Linked DNA regions of Homo sapiens: region 1 is linked to region 2. A link is a loop called in an ENCODE intact Hi-C map of the cell type or tissue named here. Cell type or tissue: PC-3. All regions are shown on one strand. Each heading gives the region's core, and the rest is flanking DNA. Links, peaks and the distances in the headings are about the cores only. Region 1 overlaps CD99L2 (CD99 molecule like 2). Region 2 overlaps CD99L2 (CD99 molecule like 2).

The links. A loop is a pair of places that touch in the nucleus more often than their neighbours do. Peaks named below come from ENCODE experiments on the same cell type or tissue, not always from the same donor. Only the 100,000 strongest peaks of a DNase experiment are listed, where the experiment ranks them.
Region 1: a loop joins it to region 2, with 2.1 times the contacts of the local background. A loop is called at or near these places in 7 of 110 quality-filtered maps.

What each region holds. Positions count from the first base shown.
Region 1 is chrX:150,831,661-150,837,049 of GRCh38, forward strand. The region is part of intron 1 of CD99L2 (CD99 molecule like 2); the gene reads right to left. Among named protein-coding and RNA genes, the nearest start is that of CD99L2, 64 kb to the right of the region's middle. In PC-3, for the core only: no CTCF peak of the experiment used is centred there; no DNase peak of the experiment used is centred there.
Region 2 is chrX:150,885,181-150,890,569 of GRCh38, forward strand. The region is part of intron 1 of CD99L2 (CD99 molecule like 2); the gene reads right to left. Among named protein-coding and RNA genes, the nearest start is that of CD99L2, 11 kb to the right of the region's middle. RefSeq lists an enhancer at 5,129-5,389. In PC-3, for the core only: no CTCF peak of the experiment used is centred there; a DNase peak (open chromatin) is centred at 2,961; H3K27ac peaks cover 1,021 bases.

The sequences.
Region 1 (5,389 bases), core at 249-5,248, 54 kb before region 2:
CTAGGTGAGGAAGTAATCTGTACAACAAACCCCCATGATACAAGTTTACCTTTATAACAAACCTGCACATGTATCCCTGAACTGAACATAAAAGTAAAAAAAAGAAAAATAGACTTTTAAAGTCAAAAACTGTAAAAAGAGACAAAGAAGGTCATTATATGCTAAAGGGGTCAATTCATTAAGAAAGTATAACAATTGTAAATATATGCACACCCAACATTGAAGCACCTAAATATATAGAGCAAATATTAATAAATCTAAAGAGAGAGAGAGACTGCAATGCAATAATAGTAGAACACTTCAATACCTTACTTTCAACATTGAACAGATCATCTAGACAGAAAATCAATAAGGAAATATTGGACTTGAACTACACTTTAGACCAAATGAACCTAACAGATATTTACAGAACATTCCAACCAACAGCAACAAAATACACACTCTTCTCAAGTGCACACGAAACATTCTCCAGGATAGATCATATGTTAGGCCACAAAACAAGTCTTTACAAATTTAAGAAGACTGAAATCATATCAAGTATCTTTTCTGACCAAAATAGCCAGAAACTAGAAATAAACAACAGAAGAAATCTTGGAACACTCACAAATATGTGGAAATTAAACAATCAACAGGTCAAAGAAGAAATTAAAAGGAAAATTTAAAAATATCTTGAGACGGCCAGGTGCAGTGGCTCACGCCTGTTATCCTAGCACTGTGGGAGGCCAGGCCAAGGTGGGTAGATCACTTGAGGTCAGGAGTTTGGTACCAGCCTGGCCAACATGGTGAAACTCTGTCTCTATCAAAAACTACAAAAATTAGCTGGGTGTGGTGGTGCATGCCTGTAATCCCAGCTATTCATCTCAATAGATGCAGAAAAAATCATTTGATTCATTCAATAGTGAAGAGTTAAAAGCTTTTCCTTTAAGATCAGGAACAAGACAACAATGCCCACTCTCACTACTCCTATTCAACAGAATAAGTTATATCCAGAGCAGTTAGGCAAGAACAAGAAATAAAAGGCCTCTCTGTAGGAAAGGAAGAAGGTAAATTGTCTCTCTTTGCAAATGACATGATCTTATGTGTAGAAAAGCCTAAAGACTCCACCAGGGCCGGGCGTGGTGGCTCACGCCTGTAATCCCAGCACTTTGGGAGGCCGAGGCGGGCAGATCACGAGGGCAGGAGATCGAGACCATCCTGGCTAACACGGTGAAAACCCGTCTCTACTAAAAATACAAAAACAAAAAATTAGCTGGGCATGGTGGCGGGTGCCTGTAGTTCCAGCTGCTCAGGAGGCTAAGGCAGGAGAATGGCATGAACCCAGGAGGCAGTGCTTGCAGTAAGCCGAGATCGCGCCACTGCACTCCAGCCTGGGCGACAGAGCGAGACTCTGTCTCAAAAAAAAAAAAAAAAGACTCCACCAGAAAACTATGAGAACTGATAAACAAATTTAGTAAAGTAGCAGGTTACAAAATCAACATACAAAAATCAATAGCATTTCTATATTTGAACAATGAACTGTCTGAAAAAAAGAAACAATCCCATTTATAATAACATCAAAAAAGAAAATACTGAGTAGCAAACTTAACCAAGGAGGTAAAAGACCCGTACCTCCTAACCTGTACCTTGAAAACCATAAAACAATGATGAAAAATGAAAAACACAAATGAAAATATATCCCATGTTCATGTATTAGAAGAATATTGTTAAAATGTCTATACTGACCAAAGTGATCTACAGATACGATGTAATTTTTATCAAAATTCCAATGTCATTTTTCACAGAAATGGAAAAAAATCCTAAAATTTGTATGGAACCAGAAATGACCCCCAATAGCCAAAGCAATCTTGAGCAAAATGCACAAAGCTGGAGGCATCACACTTCTTGATTTCAAAATATATTATAAAGCTATTGTAATCAAAACAGCATGGTACTGGCATAAAAACAGACACATGAACTAATGGAACAGGATAGAAAGCACCAAAATAAACTCAAATATTTACAGTTAATTGATCTCCAACAAGGACAGTCTCTTCAGTAAATGATGTAGAGAAACTGGATATGCACATGTGGAAGAATGAAACTGGACCCCTATCTCATACCATATACAAAAATTAACTCAAAATGAATAAAAGACTTAAATGCAAGACCTGAAACTGCAAAGCTACTAGAAAAAAACACAGGGAAAAAGTTGCACAACGTTAGTCTGGGCAACCATTTCCTAGATAAGACTCCAAAAGCACAGGCAACAAAAGTGAAAGTAGACAAATGAGACTGAATAAAACTAAAAAGTTTCTGCACAGCAAAGGAAACAGAGTAAAAAGACAACCCATGGATTAGGAGAAAATATTTGCAAACCATACATCTGAAAAGGGGTTAATATCCAAAATATATAAGGAACTCAACTCAATAGCAAGAAAACAAATAACCCAGTTAAAAATGGGCAAAGGCAAAGGAGCTTCTCAAAAGAAGAGATATGAATGGTCAACGGGTATATGAAAAAATGCTCAATATCTCTAATCATCAGGGAAACACAAATTAAAACCAAAATGTGGGCTGGGCACAGTGGCTCATGCTTGTAATCCCAGCACTTTGGGAGGCCAAGGCAGGCAGTTCACGAGGTCAAGAGATTGAGACCATCCTGGCCAACATGGTGAAACCCCGTCTCTACTAAAAATACAAAAATTAGCTGGGCGCGGTAGCATGTGCCTGTAGTCCCAGCTACTCGGGAGGCTGAGGCAGGAGAATCTCTCGAACCAGAGATGCAGAGGTTGCAGTGAGCTGAGATCGCGCCACTGCACTCCAGCCTGGTGATAGAGCAAGACACCATCTCCAAACAAAACAAAACAAAAACAAAAACAAACAAAAATGTGATGTCATCTTACATCTGTTAGAATGGCTATTATGAAGAAGACAAATGATATTTGTTGGTGAGGATATGGAGAAAAGGGAACACTTGCACAAGTTGTTAGGAATGTAAATTAGTATAGCCATTTTGGAGAATGGTATGGAGGTTCCTCAAAAAAACAAAAAATGAAATTATCATATAATTCAGAAATCAGTCCCAGTTCTGTGTGTGTATTAATATCCAAAGGAATTGAAATCACGATTTTAAAGAGATATCTGTACTCCCATGTTCATTTTGGTTTTACTTACACTATCAAAGGTATGGAAGCAACCTAAGTGTCCATTAACAAATGAATGGATAAAGAAAATGTGGTACATATATAAATGGAGTACTATACATCCTTTAAAAAGAAGGAAATTCTGTCACTCATGACAATGTGGATGGAACTGAAGGACATTATGCTAAGTGAAATAAGCCATGCACAGAAATACAAATATTGTATGATCTCACTTAGATGTGGAATCTAAAAAAGTTGATCTGACAGAAATAGTAGAAAGGTAGCTAACCAGAGGCTGAGGGGAGGGAGAAGTATGGGGAAAGGGAAAGTGTTGATTAAAGAACACAAAGTTTCAGTTAGACAGGAGGAATTAAGTTTTAGCAACCTATTGCACTGCATGGTGACCACAATTAATAATAATGTATTGTATATTTTAAAATTGCTAATAGACTTTTACAATTCTCACTACAACAAAATAAGTTTGTGAGATAATGGATATGTTAATTAGCTTGAATGAATCTTACTACACACATTGTACCCTATAAATACATACAAAGATTATTTGTCAATTAAAAATAAATGTTAAAAATTATTTTTATTAGCCCGGCATGGTGGTGCACGCCTGTAGTCCCAATTACTTGGAAGGCTGAGGAAGGAGGATCGCTGGAGGCTAGGAGTTTGAGGTTACAGTGAGTGTGTATTGCTCTCTAGCATGGGCGACAGAGTGAGGCCCTGTCTGTAAAAAGCAACGATAACAAAACAAAGATTTTAAAATTTAACTGTCTTTGTATGAAACAAAATAATACTGAAATTCTCTCCTGAAATGGTCATGGCCCTTTAGACAGTGTCATGAATGTAACTCCACAAAAGGGAAATCTGTCAAAGCCACTCAAAGATATACTGAGCTGATAGCCTTCCTCAAACAACCTATCTATCCCCACCAAAAATAAAAATTAAAAAATAAAAACAAAACAAAACCCCAAGCTTCAGTCCACTAGAATGTTGAAGGCTCAGGTGTTTCGAACATGAAGTACTATCTCACAGAAAACCTTCTCCATAGAGAAGTAAGAGGGGTCATTGGAGCCCACAGCTCCACTGATGAGGGGCCAAGTTCTTCCACCCCACCCCAGGTCTCACAAAGGCTACTCTATACTTTGTCAATCCAGGGTACCTTCTCTCCGATCCCCAGTACCCCACCTAGACTAGAGGCTCTGGCTAATCACACATAACTGAAAAAGCTCTGGGGAAAAGTTTTTCACAATAGAATTTGTCCTCACAAGTGGACCCATCTGCCCAACCTAGCGTCCTACTGAACTTGATAGCTACTGTTTCCTCTAGATGGGCACGTAGTTTGTCATAAGGGTGTATAGCTTATCAGTTCTCAAGCAAACCATTATGCATGCATACTGGAATTGACCTAAGTAAATGGATAGGGGATGGTGGGAGCCAGGTTTCTCACTATCAGAGAGAGAGGTTACAGATAAGAGGGGCAGGCTAAAATGACCCATACAAAAATGGATTAGAGTAGGAGACTTTAAGCTAAGTATGAAATCATATTTAGCTTAATTTTTTTTTTCCGAGATGGAGTTTCGCTCTTGTTGCCGAGGCTGGAGTGCAATAGCGCAATCTCAGCTCACCAGGTTCAAGCGATTTTCCTGCCTCAGCCCCCCAAGTAGCTGGGATTACAGGCGTCTGCCACCACGCCCAGCTAATTTTGTATTTTTGGTAGAGATGGGGTTTTTCCATGTTGGTCAGGCTGGTCTCGAACTCCCAACCTCAGGTGATCTGCCCGCCTCAGCCTCCCGAAGTGCTGGGATTACAGGTGTGAGCCACTGCACCCGGCCTAGCTTAATATTAACATAGTCATGTGTTGCTTAGCAACAGGGATACGTTCTGAGATGTGTTTGTTACACTTTTACCATTTTGTTATGCAAACATCATAGGGTGTCCTTACACAAATCTAGATGGTGTAGCCTACTACACACCTAGGCTGTATGGTAGAGCCTATTTCTCCTAGCCTACAAACCTGTACAGCATGTGACTGTACTGAATACTGTAGGCAACTATAACACCATGGTATTTGTGTATCTAAACACAGAAAAGGCACAGTAAAAATAAAGTATTATAATCTTATGAGCCCAACATTGTATATGTGGCCTGTCAACCAAAATATCACCATGTGGCACGTGACTATAAACAGATAGCTATATACAGAAATATTTATAGCCATGAGTATATATATGGGTTAGTATAAAGACATATATTCC
Region 2 (5,389 bases), core at 233-5,232:
GGGCACACAGGGGTCTGTACAAGTGTTGTCAACATTCTATTTCTCGACCTGGTCGGTGGTGACACAGGTTTTCATTTTATACATTTTTGTTAAACTTTACATATATGGCTGAGACAGGAATATTGCTTGAGGCCAGGAATTCAGACAAGCCTGGGAAACACAGTGAGACTCCACTTCTACAAAAAAACAACAACAACAAAAAAACAACAACAACAACAACAAAAACTTTACATATAGGCTTTTCATGTTTTTCTATATCTGTTATATTTCACAATACAGGTGAAAACTATATACAGTTTGATGCCAATAATGTGAAATACATATTTCAGCATGGAAAAAATTATTGGCATACTGTATTCTAACATGCTAACAGTGGTTATCCCTAGGTAACGAGGTTTGTGTCTTCTCTACACTTCTCCACATTTCCCACGTTTACTACGAAGAGTATGTATTACTCTTGTAATTGTGTACACATTTGGTATGTCAGACTTTATTACAATTTTTAGTCTACCGGAGGGTATATAATGTTATCTTATTATAGTTTAATTTGCATCTCTCCGATTACTAATGAGGCTGATCATCTTTTTATATGTTTATTGTGCAATTTGATTTCTACCTATATGAATTGCCTGGTCAAATTTTTGGCTCATTTTGCTGTTTATTCTTTTTCACTGGTTCGCAGAAAATCATTAAATGCATTAAAAAAGACAAGGTCACCATCTAAAATGGAAACTAATAAGGGTGAACATAAAAGAGATGAGACGAGCCATCTGTGGAAATCTATGCAGAAAATAACTAACTACACAGATTGGTGATGCATATGGTCTCACTAGGGTGACCTGAAAGCTCATCAAGGAGTCTAAGGTATGTTCCTAGAGTTGCCTGAGCTTAGAACTTGCCCTGTAGAGAAGAAAAAAATAGAACTGTCTGAGCTGATACCAATGCACAAGACTGGCTGAGACCTGACTTATTCCAACATGTCTGTCCTGGGCAATGTGACGATGGCAGAAAACTTTAGTGACTCGTGAACAATACTGAAAACAGAGCGATATTTCAAAGAATATATAGTCATGTGGCCACATAGCAATATATTTCAGCCAAATGATGGGCTGCATATACGATGGTGGTACCATAAGATTGTAACTGGGACCCTAGTTATTCTTATCACTTAGTGACATGGTAGCCATCATAACATGGTAGCACAACACATTACCTTTTCTATGTTTAGATGCATGAATGCTTGCCTTTGTATTACAACTGCCTACAGTATTCAGTACAGTCACATTGCTGTACAGGTTTGTAGCCTAGGGGCATGTAGTAGGCTATACCATCTATGCTTACGTAAGTACACTCCATGACGTTCACACAATGAGATCACATGACATTTCTCAGAACATCTCTCCATTGTTAAGCAAGGCATGGCTGTATCCGTCTTTACAGTCGTGGTTCTCAACAAGGGGTGATTCGCCACCCCCCACCCCCTAGGGGACACTCGGCAATGTCTGGAGTTATTTTTGGTTGACAAGACTAGGGAGGGGTGTACTACCCGCATCTAGTGGGCAGAAGCCAAGGATGCTGCTAAACATCCTCCAACACACAGGACACCCACCCGCCTTATCCCTTGCAGAACAATTATCTGGTCCAAAGGTCAGCAGTGCCATGGTTGAAAAACTCTGCTCAATAGTCTATCTAGGAGAGTGCTCAGGCCAAGCACCATGGCTCATGCTTGTAATCCCAACACTTTGAGAGGCTGAGGCGGGAGGATCACTTGAGCCCAGGAGTTTGAGATTCTGTCTCTACAAATAAATTAAAAAATTAGTTGGGTATGGTATCACATGTTTGTGGTCCCAGCTATGTGGGAGGCTGACGTGGGAAGATCCCCTGAGCCCAGGGCTTGAGGCAGCATTGAGCCATGATGGTGCCACCGCACTCTAACTTAGGTGACAGAGTGAGACTCTGTCAAAAAAAAAAAAAAACAATGAAGGCCAGGTGTGGTGGCTCACGCCTGTGATCCCACCACTTTGGGAGGCCAAGGTGGGTGGATCAACTGAGGTCAGGAGTTGGAGATCAGCCTGGCCAATATGGTGAAACCGTGTCTCTACTATTAATACAAAAATTAGCCAGGCATGGTGGCGCATGCCTGTAATCGCAGCTACTCAGGAGGCTGAGGCAGGAGAATTGCTTGAGCCCGGGAGGCGGAGGTTGCAGCGAGCTGAGAGTGCGCCACTGCACTTCAGCCTGGGTGACAAGAGCAAAACTCCGTCTCCAGAAATAAATAAATAAATAAATAAATAAATAAATAAATAAAATAAAAAAATAAAGCTCAACCCCCAGGGACTCTTCTTCCAGGTGAAGAAGGGCAAATCCCCAGGCTGCCCCACCTTGAGGGTTAATCCAAACTCCTTGAGACCTACACTCAGCAAGCTCCTCCAAGGCTACACAGTAGGCACTGTGCTGTCAGAAGGAGGCCTCCCTCACGGAGAAAGCCTGTACAAATAAGATCACTTGGAGCCCACAGAACATCAGTGCTGAAGGGCTCTCAGAATCAGCTGATCCATCCCCCGCTCAGAGAGAGAGAACCCGACCGCTGAGGACAGCAGCATGGCGTCACAGGAAGGAACAGAAAATGAAGAGGCACACACGGAGCTAGGCTACTAACTGGACACTAACAAATATACCTCATGGTGATTATTTCATAAAGAACTAGAGAGGTGAGAGAAGTCGCCATCACAATAGAGCTACAAGTAGTTACTCCCAGCTAGGAGAACTGGGATACGCTCCAGGGAGGGAGCAATATTTCAGCAGGACCCAGAAATGTGAGATTTGTGCGGCAGTTTTAAATGATGGCTAAGAATTCTTTGACACTCTTCCCTTAAGAGGTAGGATATATGTTCTCACTTTGAATCCAGACTACCCTCAACTGACTCATAACCTATGGAATTCAATGAAAGTCACGCTGGTAACTTCTGGGGCCAAGTCATAAAAGACCATGATCTAGGCATATATCCCAAAGAACTGAAAACAGTTGTTCAAACAAAGACTTGTGCACAAATGTCCACAGCAGCACTACTCACAATAGCCAAAGGGTGGAAACAACCCAAATGTCCATCAGCTGATGGCTGGACAAGCAAAACATGGTCTACCCGTACAATAGAATACTATTCAACCATAAGAAGAAATGGAGTACTGATCCACGCTACAACAGGCAGGAACTCAGAAAATATCATGCTAAGTGAAATAAGCCAGTCACAAAAGGACAAATACTACCTGATTCCGTTGCTATGAAATGTCCAGAATGGGCAAATCCAGATAGGAAGCAGATGAGCCAGTGCCAGGGGTTAGGGGAGGGGGAATGATGATGATCACACAAAAAAAGTATTTAATGCCACTGAACTGTGTGCCTTAAAATGGTTAAAATGGTAAATGTTATGTGTATTTTACCACAATTTTTAAAAGGTTTCTAAGCCCATCTGTTTTCTACCTTGTCTACTGGAATGTTCATGCTTAGAACCTGAAGGGGCTATGTAAGAAGTTCAAATACAGTTGCCTTGCTATAAGGAAGCTCAAACCAGAGAGGCCACATTTGGGTGTTCCAGTGGACAGCCCCAGCTAAGCCCATCCTTTATGACATGTGAGTAAAAAAAAACCTCCAGATGATTCTAGCCCCCAGCCATTTGAGTCCTCCTAGCTGAGGTCCTAGATACAGTAGAGCAGAGACAGCCATCCTTGCTGCATTATCCTAATTCCCAACCTATGGAGTCTAAGAGCATAGTAAACAGTTGTTTCAAGCCACTAATGTGTGGAGGTTCATTATGCAGCAATAGGCGACAGCAACGGCCTTCAACCTGGGAGAAAGGGGGCAAGTGTCCTCTTGGCAGATAGCACTACAGCAATAATGGAATCCTTGTGTGTCTTTTAAGATACATGTGACTATGTATAGTTGCTTCCAGGTCTGTCTGGACTTTAATCTCCTTGAGGGCAGGTGCATGTTTTACCCTGCTCTGTTTCACCCACAGTGCCCCCACACGGGTCCTGGCTGCTCATTCAGGATAAGGCCTGCTGCCTGCCATCTGCCCTTCAGATCCACTCTCTGTGTCCCAGGCCACTGACCGGTATGAGCTTCATCAAAGGGCTTCTTTGTCCTCTGGCCTCCCTGGGGTTAGCCCATGGGTTTCCTTAGTATCTCAAGTGCCATTCACATCTCAGTTTTTTTTCCCCCACATTGCCCTTAGGCTGAAAGAAATACCCAATATAGTTCCACCATCCCAGGCTAGTTGAAGCAGCAATAAAAAAAAAAAAACAAAAGTAGAAGGTCAAAATGAGCCCCGGCTGTGCCTGGGCACTATTTTGGTGGAAATAAATTCCACACTGCAGTAATACTTCCTGTGGAGAGTATCACCTCTAATTTAGAAAATAATCCCAAATACAACCACCTAACAATGACAGCTAGATGTTTTCTAGCTTCTCCTCTACACAGATGTTCACTGAACAGGGGTGTCATATCTATAGGATTCAACTACAGCAGTTTTCAAAGATATTTCTGCTGTAAAGCAGCAGAACGTTCTGACATCTTGTGAGAAGCCCGAGGTAGAAAACTAATAAAAACAAAGCTCAAAACTGGTTGAAGTGGAGTTGTTCTGCCTATGGAGTAGCCATTCTTTCATTCTTTTACTTTCTTAATAAACTTGCTAGCCGGGCGCGGTGGCTCACGCCTGTAATCCCAGCACTTTGGGAGGCCGAGGCGGGCGGATCACAAGGTCAGGAGATCGAGACCATCCTGGCTAACACGGTGAAACCCCGTCTCTACTAAAAATACAAAAAAATTAGCTGGGCGTGGAGGTGGGCGCCTGTAGTCCCAGCTACTCGGGAGGCTGAGGCAGGAGAATGGCATGAACCCGGGAGGCGGAGTTTGCAGTGAGCCGAGATCGCACCACTGCACTCCAGACTGGGCGAGAGCGAGACTCCGTCTCAAAATAAATAAATAAATAAATAAATAAATAAATAAACTTGCTTTCAGGCTGGGCACAGTGGCTCACGCCTGTAATCCCAGCACTTTGTGAGGCCATGACAGGTGGATCACCTGAGGTCAGGAGTTCAAGACCAGCCTGGCCAACATGGTGAAACCCCGTCTCTACTGAAAATACAAAAATTAGCTGGGCGAGGTGGCAGGCGCCTGTAATCCCGGCTCCTCAGGAGGCTGAGGCAGGAGAATCATTTGAACCCGGGAGGCGGAGGTTGCAGTGAGTCGAGATTGCGCCATTGCACTCCAGCCTGGGTGACAAGAGCAAAACTCTGTCTCAAAAAATAATAATATAAATAAAATAAAAATAAACTTGCTTTCAAAAAACAAACCAACAAACAAAAAACAACACTGGTTGAAGTGGGAGTG